Regions from separate parts of the Homo sapiens genome. Here region 1 is linked to region 2. The links are chromatin loops, found by intact Hi-C in ENCODE. Cell type or tissue: heart right ventricle. All regions are shown on one strand. Each heading gives the region's core, and the rest is flanking DNA. Links, peaks and the distances in the headings are about the cores only. Region 1 holds the start of LOC107984627 (a long non-coding RNA gene). Region 2 has its middle 150 kb from the start of LINC00443.

What was found. A loop is a pair of places that touch in the nucleus more often than their neighbours do. Peaks named below come from ENCODE experiments on the same cell type or tissue, not always from the same donor. Only the 100,000 strongest peaks of a DNase experiment are listed, where the experiment ranks them.
Region 1: it touches region 2 in a loop (7-fold over the local background); 2 of 110 quality-filtered maps call a loop at or near these places.

What each region holds. Positions count from the first base shown.
Region 1 is chr13:106,747,921-106,755,469 of GRCh38, reverse strand. LOC107984627 (a long non-coding RNA gene) reads right to left here and starts at 2,007. Exons shown (of 4, transcript XR_001750002.1): 1 at 1,425-2,007; 2 at 732-799. In heart right ventricle, for the core only: no CTCF peak of the experiment used is centred there; no DNase peak of the experiment used is centred there; H3K4me3 peaks cover 693 bases; H3K27ac peaks cover 2,115 bases.
Region 2 is chr13:106,798,736-106,806,284 of GRCh38, reverse strand. No RefSeq gene overlaps it. Among named protein-coding and RNA genes, the nearest start is that of LINC00443, 150 kb to the right of the region's middle. In heart right ventricle, for the core only: no CTCF peak of the experiment used is centred there; no DNase peak of the experiment used is centred there; H3K27ac peaks cover 226 bases.

The DNA of each region.
Region 1 (7,549 bases), core at 1,028-6,027, 50 kb after region 2:
TGGCCTTTACAAATTAGAAGGAAGCTGCTTTCAGGTTGTCTGAGGAAATTTGCACAAGCATAATCTATTATAATATTTAGGTATTGACGTGATGCACCTAAAAATGAATGAAAATACATCTCGGTTCTAAAAAGCCCACATGAGCCAAATAAGAGTACCTAAGAAAACTGTCTAATTTTTTTCCACATGAGCCAAATAACAGTACCTAAGACAACCATTTAATTTTTCTCCAAAGTATAAACTCCAAAATAAATTTAGCAGTTTGATGTTAGCTAATAGAAGAGAACAGTGAGAGAATTTTAAATGGGGAAATCTAGAGTGTGGAGCTCTAGGTACAAACAATGGGAGGAAAGACTAAAGGAGTTTATTCCAAAAAAGGTCTAAAAATGTCTTCAATATCCAACTGCCCCTCAAACACAGCTACATTGTCAGGAGCCCACAGTGGTTAGCGTGAAGATAAATTCCCACTTAAAGTACCTGCTATGAAAAAAATTATAAAACTAAATGGCCAACAATAAAAAGCTGATGAAGTACACAATAATGTAAATTGTGGAAGAACAACGCAATTAGAAAATATTCCCATTATAGTATGTAAAAAGAAATGATGGAACAGAATCCCGTTTTGAAAGCTACTGGCATTGGCAGATTTGTATAGAGCTACTTAAAGAGCTCTGTGTGCATAGAAAAGGAGCTGAAATTAGCCAAACCCAAATGTTCACAGTAGTTATTACCGGATGATGAGATCATGGATAACTGTTATTTTCTTCTTTGCATTTTTCTTTGTTTTTCTTCAAATTTTCTAAAAAGAATATATATCTGCTTTTAAATCAAATCGTATTTTTAAAATTTGAACGAATTTCATTTTTCCAAATCAAAACATTAGGCCGTTATGATATTCCTTTAGAAATGATCTATTTTATTAATGCCAAACTTTTTATCCTCTAGTTTTCAGATGAACATTAGATTAATGTACATAATTACTGTTATGTATTAATAAGCAGTTGCTTTATTGATAACTCAGCAATTGTTTAACTGAATTATTAAATTAATGAAATTATTTCCTATAAGAAGGATTATGTTACTATTTCTATGACTGAATTCGTGACTTATTGAAGGTTAACAGAGGATTAGAAGGAATCAAAAATTTAAAACGTTCCTCATGGACAATGTTGGAACAGCTTCATTTCCACGTTGAAGTGAATACTCCAATGTGCACGCGTACAGACACATCCAAAGTTCCAAAAATTTCAGTCATCTCTCAAGACTTATATATATTCAAACTTAGGAGTCTTAAAACTATCATAGAACATGCATAGGAAATAAATATGAATTTTCTGTTGTTATTAACAATGACTCATTGTGAAAAGCCAAAAGAATTTTTTTTCAAATTTAATTTAATCATACATAACGCCTTATTACCTTACCTTGACAAACAGTAAATGCAAAAATATAAACCCAAGGGGCATGTTTATCAAATGCAGAACCACAGGTCACCCACCAGGCTGGTGTGAAGAAATGACATTTTCAAAACGCGTTGCATTTAGACAATTGTAGGATACGTCACAGCATCAAGTACAACTGAAAAACAAACAAAGAAAACAGCCTCTCTCTCCTGCACATTCCTTTGGAAAAAGAGTGCTTTGAAAAAGGCAGCCGGAGTAAGTAAGATGAAATCCTTTATATGGCCTACCTGTTAATATCCTAATATCTACGTTTTTTATCAATTTTGTTTTAATTACATATGCAATGACAATTCCGCTTCCACACAGAAATACTCTTATTTCCAATACTCCAAACAATAACCAAGCTGGTTTCTTCTCTCCACTACTCCACCTTGATTCCTTCCTATTTTTCATTGTGACACACACCAAAGACCGTTAATATCCTTTCTACAAATTGACTTCTAGTTACATTTCTCTTCAGTTAATAGCTTGGAGTAGGCAGGCATGAGACCATAAAAATATAATCTTTAATCTTAAGGACTTCCTGTCCAGGAAGGCTCAGGGCAGACCAAATGGCACCAAGTGAGCAGCGTGACCTGCCGTGCTCCCGGCGTGAATAAACAACCCTGATTAAGAGTTACATTCTGCTAAGGGATATTCTCAATGTTTCTGCGACAGAAACAGCCATCTTGCCTACACTGAAATTTCAGTTTGTTTCCCCTGGAATAAAATAAAGCTTGTTCACAGGGTGAATGCACCAGAGTGTTGAATTTCCTTTCCTGGGTTAGAGAAACACAATAATTCTGTTATGGTCCTTCCCACTTGCACCTAGAAATGACCAAAAAAAAAAAAAAAAAAAAAAAAAAAAAGAAGAAAAGAAAAGAAAAAAAGAAGGGGAGGTGCAAAGCAGTTTGACTTAGACCCAGCTGTTAGTTTTTCTTGCAGCTCCAGTGTCCTGAACAATCGCCTGGTTGAATCCCCTTTGCTTTTTAAAGCTCTTACAATGTCCCTCTGTGTCACAATGGAAGCCACTCAGCCTCAGCCACAGCTGATGAGCTCCTGCATCTTATCATACGTTTTGAAATCACGCCAATCTAGGACTTCCCACTTTCTTCAGCTTCTCACTCTGGATTCTCTCCTTTGCCCATGAGAAACACATACTCTTCTGAAAACAATGGGCTGTAAAATGAGAAAAGTTAAGAATCAGCATCAATTTCTCATAAATCTAATTTCCATTTTCCCACCAGTCTGAGTTCTGGGTACAAACTCTCACACACACATCCTGTGGGAAATGCTTGTTCATGTCCGTAGAACTAACCTAACACTCAGTTGGTTTTTTCTCCTTGGTGGAAAGAAATACGATAATTCAGCGGAAGAATTGCCCAAGGAGGTTGTTAGAAATGAGTAGATTTATTATAATTTCTTTTTTTGTCCTGACTGGGTGCGGGAAGGCAGATATACGTATCTATAGAAAATGCATATGAATATTTTTCCTTTTTTTGAATATTTTTTTCATGTTAACTTGCAGTAGCCTGGGAAGAACGTATTAAAACTATATTTTTACCATTCTGCAGAAAGATATAGTAAAGACATTTAAAAGAAAGCATGATAATATGAAATAGTTGTTCATGAGAGATCATCTGAAAGTATTTTACTCATTTTGATACAGCAGAGAAAAATAAGATTTTATAGATACTGATAAAAACATCATATAAATATTGAAGGGAAAGTATTCTAATCTGTTAACTAAAAACAGCCTAGAAAGAAGTTGCTGTCATTGGAGGATCAGATTCAGTATGAACCCCTTATTTTAGACTTCTTAGTCTCAAAGTCACGTTAAGGAGACATTTTACTCATCATAGTAGTATATGCTATTTCTATTAGTTTGAACATTTTTCCTTACTTTTATGATGAAAAAATAAATGGGTAATGCTGAAATCTAAGAAATAAAAATATCTTCTTTTAAAATGTGATTCCTTTAATATTTCTGTCTTCCCATCTTTTCAAGTCATATGGTATGAGTAACATTTCTTAATCAGATGTCATTGTTTAGATCTATGAGTGTAAGTATGCTTTCTTCTATAATATCTCTACTAGGACAGCTCAGGTATACCATGTATAATGTTTCTGGTATCACATCACATTCAATAAGCACAGATTCTATAACTGATCATAAAAAATGGATAGCAACTTTGATGGTGCAACGTAAACCTGTAGTTGGAAAATAAAAGACATAAAGTGATTTTTTTTTAAATAAATACAATCTTGCTAATGTATATATGTCCTAGAACAAAAAAAAACCCCATTAAAAACTAGTTTATGTTCTTTGTATTAATAGTAACATAAGTTAAAAACAAGTAGTGAGAGTAGAGAGAACCTAGGACAGTAACTGGGAGCCCTGGGTTTCCATCTCAACGAGGCCAGCATGACTGAAACAACTCATGCTGCTTCTCTGGGTCTTAATTTCCTCCTCTGTGAATCTTTTCTAGGGTGTATAAGACCCATGCTAGACCCCAAGGCCAACTCTCCTATGGTACACCTGGCGCTGTTTCAACCACTTTTGTTGTACTCCCTCAGTTAATCCTCCCAAAAACTCACGAGGCAGGCACAATCGGATGAGGAAATTGTGGCACAGAGGGGCCAAGGCAGGCTCTGATGTAGCAGAGCTTTGATTCAAACCCAAGCCAGCTGGAATGTCTAAGGTGCTGGCTGCCGTACTGCATCGCCTTTTATTCTACAGCTCTAGCTCGCATTGGAAAGAGATTAAGAAAAGGCATCATTGGCCAGAAGAGACCATAAGGCTCTATTACAAATCAGGGAGACTCACTCTGCAAGCTGTACACACATTTGACGATAGTGAGTGTGGTCAAATGTGTGAGTTTGGTCCTGTTATTGTGTCTGAAGGCGCCTGGGTGCAGGTAGAGTCTCTCAGGGGCAACCAGAAGGTTGAGTGACCAGGTGCCACTATCTCATCCTCAGTCTTTTCATTTCAGAAATTGATTAAACAATAAAAATATATAGGATGCCCAGGGTGATTAGACTTATAATAGCAGGTTCACACTTGGAAGATTGACAGTGAATTGTTCCACAAACCCTAGAAACAGTTATCATCTATAAGGGAGCTATGTTTTCCTAGCACCCACAAGATCCTATCCCCTTATCTAAGACATGGCCATCCCCCTTTCAGTGGCACTTAAGAAGTCAAACTATTTCTCCATAGCTTATTTAATACATTTAATCTAAACAGGAATAAGAGAAATGTTTGGAAGTTGGTGTTTGATCTAAGCTTTGGAAGGGCCCGGTGAATATCCCAACTCTCTGGAGACTGGAGGGTCATGAAACTGCCTTTCAAAAATCTTGATGGTGAAACATATCTGACCTGACCAACTCCATCTTGCTTCAAACCTCTAAGTAGCCTTTGTTCTTTCATGGGCTTAAGCCGTGAAAGTTATAGTTTAACTTTGAAACAAAGATGATAACAGCCCCTTCCCAAAACAAACACCCTCCTTGCTTGGGAATTCGACTTTTGTAGAACAAATTAATCATAAGATTAGAAATTATGGCTCAGAAGTCATGCAGCCAGAGGCCATAATATTGCTAACCTCCCCAATTGCTCCTGTGGATAAAATTACTATTGTAAAACCTAGGATTGGTGTTCAAGGTATTTTTTAGACTCTGCCTTCTGATAGACCAGCTGATGCCACCCAGATGGGTAAACTGGCTCATCGGGTCTTGTGGCTCCCACCCAGGGACTGACAGTGCAAAAAGACAGCTTTGATTCCTTATGCTTTTAACTTTACCCCAGCCAATCAGCACTCCCCATTCCCTACCTCCCTGCCCACCAAACTATCCTTAAAAAACTCTAGCCTCTGAATTTTCAGGGAGACTTACTTGACTAATAATAAAACTTTGGTCTTCCATTTAAAAGGCTCTGTGTTTATTAAATGTTTTTCTATTGCAATAACGCTGTGTCAATAAACTGGCTTTTCTGGACAGCGGGCAAGATGAACCCATTGGGTGATAACAATCTTGTTCCTCCAAGGCTGAGGTTATGCTTTAACCTAGGGCAGGAGGGGCATAAATGATCTTTGCTCCCCTAGCCCTCTCCTTCTATGCTGATCATCCTCTTTTTACCCATGGATTCCTTCTGGTTTTGTTTGCAGATCCTCAGTGACCTTAATTAAGCTGGCACTAAGTTGCTGAGTGTGGAGACCACCTTCCCCTGTGAGACGTTTTTTTATTGGTGGATTCAGCTCTAGGTCTAGGACCACCCAAGGTCACAGTCCCCAGTAACCTGTAACACAGTGGAGGTACAATAAGTACACAGGACATCCCTGTTATTTTCTCTTGCCACTCAAATTTTCTGTTTCTGCAGTGGAATTCACTATCTTCTAGAAGACTTAAACAACAGATATTTAAAAAAAAATTAGTAACTTAATGCATCTCATATTTTATCAGAATTAATAAGCAAATGGTAACAATCACAGCTGTGAAGCACTGCAGGATCCCCAGGCGAATCTCAAAACACTTGATGTTTCTCAGCGTGGACTCCTGCCTATTCTTCTTAAAGGTACAAAGTCACAGACTTTAAGAGAGGCCTACTTGTGGTCTATCATTTGCGTGTGTGTGGCGGGGAGGGGGGGTTGTAGAGTGAGTGTCTAGAACCCAAACTTCTTATTTTCATCAATCCATGTTTCTTTTCAAACATTTCAAAATAGTGAGACAGATGCCCATTTTGCTTTCAAATACCTTTTATACAAAATATTGTCTATCCTAAGCTTGGATATATCATTTGTTTGTGATCCTTTTAGATAATTTGGTTAATTGCTTGAAGATTTAGGAATTGATATAGCAGTGTAATTGCATTATTTTATATGTTTAGCTGTATCTCTTTCTAAAATAGTCACACTGCTTCTGAGATCTATTGGGAGTACATGCCCCTTCTTTCTGTATCACATGGTAGCTCTCCAAACTACTAAAATGGCCTGCTCTTAGTGACAAAGGACCCGATGACTTTTTCAGAAGAGAGTGGACTCTAGATATGCCGTTCCTGCCCAATGATGCTGACCTGACATCATCCTGTCATAATGATAAATTGTATGTACAATTTATAGTTGGAGCAGATGGGAGAGTGTAGGTTATTAAAATCTAAATCTGTCTCCCAAACAAAAAGAGAATTGTTTATCTTTCAGTGAAACATAGATTTCTTACAGAGGAAATTGTGACTATTCCAGTTTTCATAAATAAAGCAATTATGCAAGTTAGAGACACCTAGGCTAAAATAAAATAAAGATTGTTTCTAAATGATGTTATTTACTAAGTTCATTGAATGTCTGTTAGCATCCAGTAATACAAAAATTTACCAGAAAATATGCTGTAATAATAATCAATATTTATCTTTCCATTTAATACCTAATTTCTGGGCAAAAGCCTTATGTCATGTTACCTAAACTCAAGCACATAGAGAGGCTGTTTTTAGATGTGGTGTACAATGTAAAGAAAGAGATGGAATACATTTTGGCTTGAAAAAAACTAATTATAATCAGAAATTTTCTAATTTTCAAGGGTATTCAAAAACTCAGATTTTAAAAGGTAAGCCCATAGAAGGGGAAATGTAAAAGCTCAAATAAACTCCAATGTCAATTGGCCTTAGGGTTTTATTTCGGCTACAACTTAACCAAAATCAAGGGCTTTCAGATCCAAATTTATTGACTTATTCACTTACTCTTAATTCAGTGACTAGTGATTGAGATCTAGGCATATTATGGAAACTTCTGGAAAACTATCACTAACATGTTATTGACCTCAAAAGTCACCTCCAGTTACAGAATTCCCTCTAGGGAATTAGGTGTACTTTTGGTGAAGCTGAATGGCATTATTCACCTCCATTGAGCAGACAGCCTGAGGAAGGCATCCATTAAAAATGTATATCTATGTATTACACTACTACGTGTTGGACATTTTTCATTCATTGTGAATTTGCCTCCATAATTCTGAGAAGTAGCAGGTGTCATTGCCACACTTCACAATGCATCAACTTGCAGCTTAAGCAAAGAATACTTGCCCAGTGTCACAGTGATATCAAGAGGCAGGACTGGGACTTCAAC
Region 2 (7,549 bases), core at 1,561-6,560:
TAAGAAACCGGGAAAATATTTACAATAAATATGAAAAAGTCAGCAATCTGGAATCTGTCTTGCTGCTCTATACTGCACAGAGGCGTCTGGGAAGCCCAGCGTGTGGTCAGTTTATAACCAATCCCACCATTGACTGCTTTCCTCCAGGATCTGGATTAGTGCTGAAGTGTTCTGATGTGTGCTTAAGTTCTAATACTGATTTTAGAATTTTTCCCCAAATCCCTACTGCTTGGTATTGGTTTTTATACCCAGTGGAATTCTTGCAATGCTCCTTCCCCAGCCTGGACCCTATCACATGCCTGCAGAGAACAGCACAAATTGGTCAGTCCAACACAAATATCTGGTGGATCACCTAGAACCGTCTCTGAATTAGGGCTGACCTGGTCCCATTTTCTTGGTGACAACAGAAATTATGTGATTGACACACTCCTTTGGGAATGAGCTCTACTAGTTTTCTATCCATCCCCAGATTCCTCTCCACGGGCATCCTGCTAAGATGCAACCAGGTCTCAGATACTAGCCTATCTGGGTAATGATAAGAGAAAGAAATCACCCATGTTTATTTTATGTTAAACAACAAAAAAATCATTTTTTCTCTCTCAGCTCAAAGGGTTGTCCTAGATTTCAGTTATAAAATGTGGAGTATTCAAAGGATGTGAGAAACCCACGGAGCAGAAACAGGAGTTTACCAGGAGAAACAGTCTCTCCTGGTAAAGGGTAGGCATATGAACACCTGAACTCAGCATTTATGAAGTGCTTGCAAAAACTAGGCAGTGAGCAAAAAAACTAGTTTTTGCAAGCACTTTATATGTGACTTGGACCTCTTAGTACGTTTCAAGTTTTATAAAAAGTTTCCTTCCTAATAATGTGATAATATTTGCTATTTTTAAAGTTGCACCATCTTTTAAAAGTTGCCATATTAAAGAAGAAAAAAATTAGATATTTGTTCCCGGTTGTGTACATTGCGTTCACTCCTGAAATTCATGTCAAATCAGAAAGTTGGGAGGCTAACTGAAGTGGAAACAGGAAATAACACCAATACACTTCTAACCCACAGGTTTCCCAGCCCCATTAAAATTCAAAATGTGGAGGAGGTGCTGGAGGGAACTAACAAGAGCGTCCTGTAACCCAGGAGGCCAAAGATCAGGCTCCTGCATGGATGGAACTTCCATTAAATGATGTTTATTTGTACCTAGGGGTGAGGTTACTAATGGAAAGGCCTGCAGCCTGCAGTATTTAGTGTCATTTTGCATTTTTGTCAATGAATTACAAGATACATAACATCATCCTGAGTCGAGGCCGGGGGATTTTGTTATGTTTGAGGGTATGATTTTTTTTTTTTTGAAGGGCAGGATGTGAGAAGGATTGTTTTGAATATATTGTTGAAGCCCCAGTCCAATCATGAGAAAAACATCAGACAATTTTTAATACAGGGACATTCTACAAAATACTTGGCCAGTCCTCCTCAAACTGTCAAGGGGATCAAAACAAGGGAAGTCTGAGAAACTGTCACAGCCAAGAAGAGTCCACGGAGACGTGATGGCCAAATGTAATGTAGAATCCTGGATGGGATTCCAAAACAGAGAAAGGACATTAGGTGACAGCTAAGGAAATCTAAAGAGACTATGGAATTTTGATTAAAACAGTCTATCAATATTGGTTCATTAATTGTAACAAATGTACCGTGTTAATGTAAAGTGTTAGTAATAGGGAAAAATGGGAGAGGCTGCATGAGAACTCTCTATACTATCTTCTCAATTTTTCTGTATATCTGCAGGTGCTCTAAAAAATACTCTTTACAAATTAAAAAAGTATTATTGAGATTAAAGTCTGTTACTAAATCTTAAGCAAAATAAAGATAACTTCGACTGATACATGATAATCACTATCCTTTTTAATATATTTTTTCTTTTTATTGAACAAAAAGAAATGTGACAACCTATATTCACATTTTTCTTTTTAAAATTTAGTCTTACATATTTTATTAATTTTTTTTCTTATTTTAGTAGTAATGATTTGCCATTGAGGAAAATTAAGAAAATACATGTAAAAAAGGAGAAAATTAAAATCCCATAAACACACACAAGCCAGATAGATTGGGTAGAGAAAGGATATCTCATCTGTTTGAATACCTGAGTTTATCTTAAGAATATACAACAAACACATAATTTATACAAACGTAATTTATAATGGCTGAATGCATTTCATTATATAATGGGCCATTCTTATTTGGCCGGGGTCTTATTTTGAGATATTAGAGTTCTTTCTAATTTTAAAATTTTTTTCTAAACCCCACTCAGCTGAGCATTCTGTTCATTGTTGCATATATCTGTAATTATTTCCTTAGCACAAATACCTAGAAATGGGACTTCAGGATCAAAAGCTATGAATAATTTTAAGCTGCTTGTTAATGTTGTGAAGTCACCTTCCCAAATTTGTGCCACTGTATACTCCAATAAACTGCAAGTTCCCTTCATTAATCAAATCAGCCATCCAACAAAAATACTTAAAGAGATCTTTCTGCGTATCATGTTCTTGTCATAAAAAGCTCAAAATATAAAATAGACTACAAAATAACTTTCAAAAGAAACTCTTACATCTTAAAATTATAACATTCTGCACTAAAAAAAAAATTGGTTTCTTTCCCTTGTTGCTCTGTTACGAAATATTAACATTATTAAATATGAAATATATTAAATAATGAAGGAACAGAAGTTTGTTGGAAGCTATAGGTATTTTTCCCACTTCCCCCAATAACTAGGCTTAAATTAAATCCATTTATAAGCATGTTTATTTTGATAAATTGATAAATTGAAAATTGATCAGTTGAACTCATTGTGTTTTATGTAAAACAGTAAATATAACATAATTATTGTAGAAGGAATTACTTTCAGCCAACAGAAGGAAGTGGGGAAGAAATGTTACTTTATTCTCTGTAAACTGGCTTCCCTGGCTTTGACCCCCACCCCAGGGCACCAGCATTTTGGGGAATGCAATCTTAGATACTACTGTGTCATCCTCTGTCCCCAGGGCTTGTGGAGATCTTTCCAGGTCTCATGTGGTCCTTGCAGGTCTGGAGGCTCAGCCACCTCCACGTAGCCAGGGCGCAGGTTCCTGCAAGTCGAGGACCAAAGAACTCCTTCCTCCCCTGACTCTGGGAACAGCTTTTTCCTTCAGCTGGGCTCTCTGCCTGCTCTCCGAAGCCCACCAGGTGCAATCGGGGCAGTCTCGCTCTGCACATACTTACACTTCTGCAAATGAAAATCAGAGCTTTAAGAAGCAGCTTCTATTTTCTAGCCTTGCACAGCTTCCTCAGGCAAAGGCTCCCAGAGCAATAGCTGCCTGCTGGAATCCTGGGTAGGGAAAAATATAGAGGAAAAAGAAGACAAAAAATAGTGTTCCAGCCTGCCTCCCGCAACCCCGCCTCCACCCCCCAACACACAAAAGTGCTTGCTGGTTCTTAGTGTGGATAGAGTTATCAGCTCTCCTGAGAGGACTTTTCTGGGAATCTCAACACCAGAGGAATTGAGGAATTAGCAGATTAGGGGGAAAAGAAGTCTTTGAACAATTTAAATACAAGGCAGCTGTGTAGACAGCATGCTGGACTTGCAGGATCTTCACATTCCAATATGGTTGTGCTCAGGCCTTGCTGCAGGCACAGTTTTACGGCAAGGAGGTCTGCTGTGCTTTCACCTTTCTCGAGTGTCACCATGCACCTGACCTACCTCCTGGCCTTAGCTCTGCGAGCTGCTCCTATTTGTGCCTTCTGTTAGCTCCGGAAGAGTCTCCTGGACAGACATCGCTCCATCATGAGTGTGACATTACTTTGTTTACTTGAAAGCGTGGCTATGAACACTTGCAGAGCTGTGCTGAGAGTGGGAAATACAGTTTCGAGGGTTTCTGGAGTAATTAGTTAACTGGGAAAGCATCATTTTCTACATAAAAGGGTCCCCCGTCCCCCCACTTAAACCGCCCCCGTCCCCCCACTTAAACTGAATCCCCTTCCCCGCCTACATCCAGCCCACTCCTGGAGCCAGAATTAGCTCACCCATCTCTAGACCGTGTGTGCACGTGTTTCTGTGTCTGAGTGTGCTCAGTTTGATGCTGTCATAGTTGTGTCCACACTCATCTTCTTTATCGGACTGGACTCTTACAAAGCCAGGCCTTCCTCTAATATTCACTTTCATTCAAATGATGTCATGTTTCCTACTCTAAGGGAGATCCTAGGTAAGAAAGTGAACTAGACATAGGTGGCAAATATAGGCCATACCAGGCACATAAATACATGCAGAGGATACTGATCCTCAAATCCCAAAACGTAGCACAGTGCTTGGCACATATTGAATTCTGTTTGCTGAGCTAAGTTAAATAGTGGTTGTGTCTAAAATTGAATTTGGATTCTGATTCTTGTCCACATCCTGCTCATCATATACTAGGCAGCCCTTGCCCTAACATGCCAGTTTATTAATATTGTAAACAGATGATTCAGTGTAAAAAATGAGCTTTGTCCTAAAAAATAACACTGTACTAAAGGCATGTGACCAAACTGCGCTTTTCTTTTCTTTCTTTTCTTTTTCTTTCCTTCTTTCTTTCTTTCTTTCTTTCTTTCTTTCTTTCTTTCCTTCCTTCCTTCCTTCCTTCCTTCCTTCCTTCCTTCCTTCCTTCTTTCTTTCTTTCTTTCTTTCTTTCTTTCTTTCTTTCTTTCTTTCTTTCTTTTTTTTTTGACCAAGTCTCACTATGTCACCCAGGCTGGAGTGCAGTGGTGCGATCTCAGCTGACTGCAACCTCCACCTCCCGGTTTCAGGCCATTTTCCTGCCTCAGCCTCCTGAGTAGCTGGGATTACGGGTGCTCGCCATGACGCCTGGCTAATTTTTGTATTTTTAGTAGTGACAGGGTTTCACCATGTTGTCCAGGCTAGTCTTGAACTCCCGACCTCAAGTAATCTGCTTGCCTCAGCCTCCCAAAGTGTTGGGATTACAGGTATGAGCCAGCACACCTGGCCTCTTTATTTTCTATATGAGAAATTGTTCTCATGCTCCAAACAATAATCATGAGATAATAGTAGTAAAAGGAGATAATGGCTGTAAAGAGATTATCTAGAAGTTAAATCTTATTTTGTGGGTGGGGACACAAAGCCCGGATAAATGAGAAGGGCCAATGATATAAAACATCAGATGTTGTCACCTCTGTGTAACGATCATGAAGGAAATGCATCTGTCTCAAGTTCTTGGACATTTTATGTATACTTTCATCATCTCAGCAATTACTATGTACAGATTATAAGATTTTCACATCTGTCTTGAAGTGTATTTAGGTTGCTTTAATCTGATATTCACATCTTTTCCAAGACTGTAGAGATTTTGGTGCAGGGACTTAATCTTTTACATCTCTTATATTAATAACTTCATTGAATGTTATATCAATTAATGGAGTGAATGAATACCTTTGACCCAGATTGAGTGCTACTTCTATTTGAATTTCTTAGCTACTGAACCCTGTCAGCTGGATCCCTTTTACTATCAAGAATTAACTTTTTTTTGGACCTCAACAGAATTTTGTTAGCAACGATCTGAGCAAAGACCTATCACATATAAATTTAGCAAATAGATATGGATGCCTATAAACAATTAGCTTGTTTTTATTTTATAAATCAAAGTTCTAAATATTTTATTAAATACTTTGTCCTTACACCATAAGCAGAATCATTAACTTGACACACTTCAAAGAAAGTCGTGTGAGATTGTATAAGTAATCCTTATACAATCGCTGAAAACTGATCATAAACACTCTTCATTTATAAAAATTCACCCTGCAATATTTTGGGGAAGTTACCTCTTCATTTTGTTAGAAACAGAAATAATTTCAAATACTTCAAAGAAATCTTAAAGATAAAAGTTTTAAGAAATCACAAATGACCATTCATAAAACAGAGTCATTTTGTCTCGATGAGAAGCCAATCACGTTTGGACAAATTTAGGAGATGACACGCTAGACCTAGCAACACCCAGAAGATCTTTTCACACATCATTTGGGATTTTTTTTTCTTTTCTTTTTGATGGATGGATGAGCACACTTAAGGAGTTAATGGGCAGATAAAAGTTGAAATGGGAAAGGACAGTAACGGTCAGGCCAGTTAAAAGCTCTTTCCGACACCAACTCCCAGCTCTGCCTCCCCAGCCGATCCCCTTGTGAACTTTTTGTGTTTCATTCATTTTGCTGGAATTGGAAATGGAGAGGCCAAGAAAAGGCCATATCCTGCTTCATTGACTAAAGCTATCCTGTAAGCGAGTTTAATGGGTTAGAAGTTAATACCAGTGACAGTTGTAAGAAAAGTTTCCAAGTGTTTCCCGGGTCTGGAGGGACTCCCTGTGGCTCAGACTTCTTTACGCTTCCTTCCACTCTCCTTTTCTCTTATCTGTGGAAGCTTCCATGACAAACAGGGGGCATCTGCTAGGAAACAAAGTCGGGGGCTGCTAGAAGTGAGCAAATCCCCCCAACCGCAGGGCCTGGCAAAGAACGAGTTCCAATTACAGCTGACACAACAGTGGTGATCAGGTGAACAGATAAGCACAAGGAAAGAGAAATCAAATTTCCTTCCCATTTACAAACCATTGTTTCCCTTTATTTGTCCTCTAAGAGAGGGCCATCGTTCTCCGTGAGATGTGAGCCCTCTCAGTTACACTCACTTTCTCTGCATGGCTTCTATTGTGACCGTTTCTGAACATCGTGTTTTCACATGGTTCCCCTCAAAGTACCTTCCAAAGCACAGGAAGGTAGTGACCACAGAAGAGTGGAATTCATTCTGCCAGCTAAGTGCAAGAAAGGGCTTTTTCCAACACTTCCTCCAAGCATCTGCTTTGTGACATATATTTTTTGATTCCTTTGTTCAAGTGTTGTATACAAGAAAAACATGCACAATTGGTAAGTCCACATCTCACTGAATTTTCACAAGCTCTCGTGTAACCAGCATTCAGTCCAGGAGACAGAACGTGACCTGTGCGTTCAATTCCTAGGGCTGCTGAAACAGAGTCTCACCAACTGGGGGGCTGCAAACAGGACTTTATTGTCTCACAGTTCTGAGGCTAGAAGTTTGACATCAAGGTGTTGGCTGGACTGGTTCCTTCTGGTGGGCATGGGGGAGAATCTGTCCCGTGCCTCTCTCCGAGCTCTGGTGATGGCTGGCAGTGCATGCTGTTCCTTGTCTCATTGATGCATATCCCAATCTCGGCCTCCAGCTTCACACGGCCTTTCTGTGTGTATGCATCTCGGGGTATCCTCTCCACTGGTCATATTGAATTAAACTTGATGACATCTGCCAAGATCCTATGTCCAAATAAGATCACATTTGCAGGTACTGGGGATCACACTTCAACATATTTTTGGCAGGGGAAAGGAGGTGGAAAATAATTCAATTCATAATAATGACTTTTCCAGATACTCCCCCATCCTCCCTTCCAGTAAACACCCCCACCCCTAAGGGCAGCCACTCTTCTGACTTCTGATAGCATACATTTCTTTTACGCTTTATTTAAATCATACATATCAAGT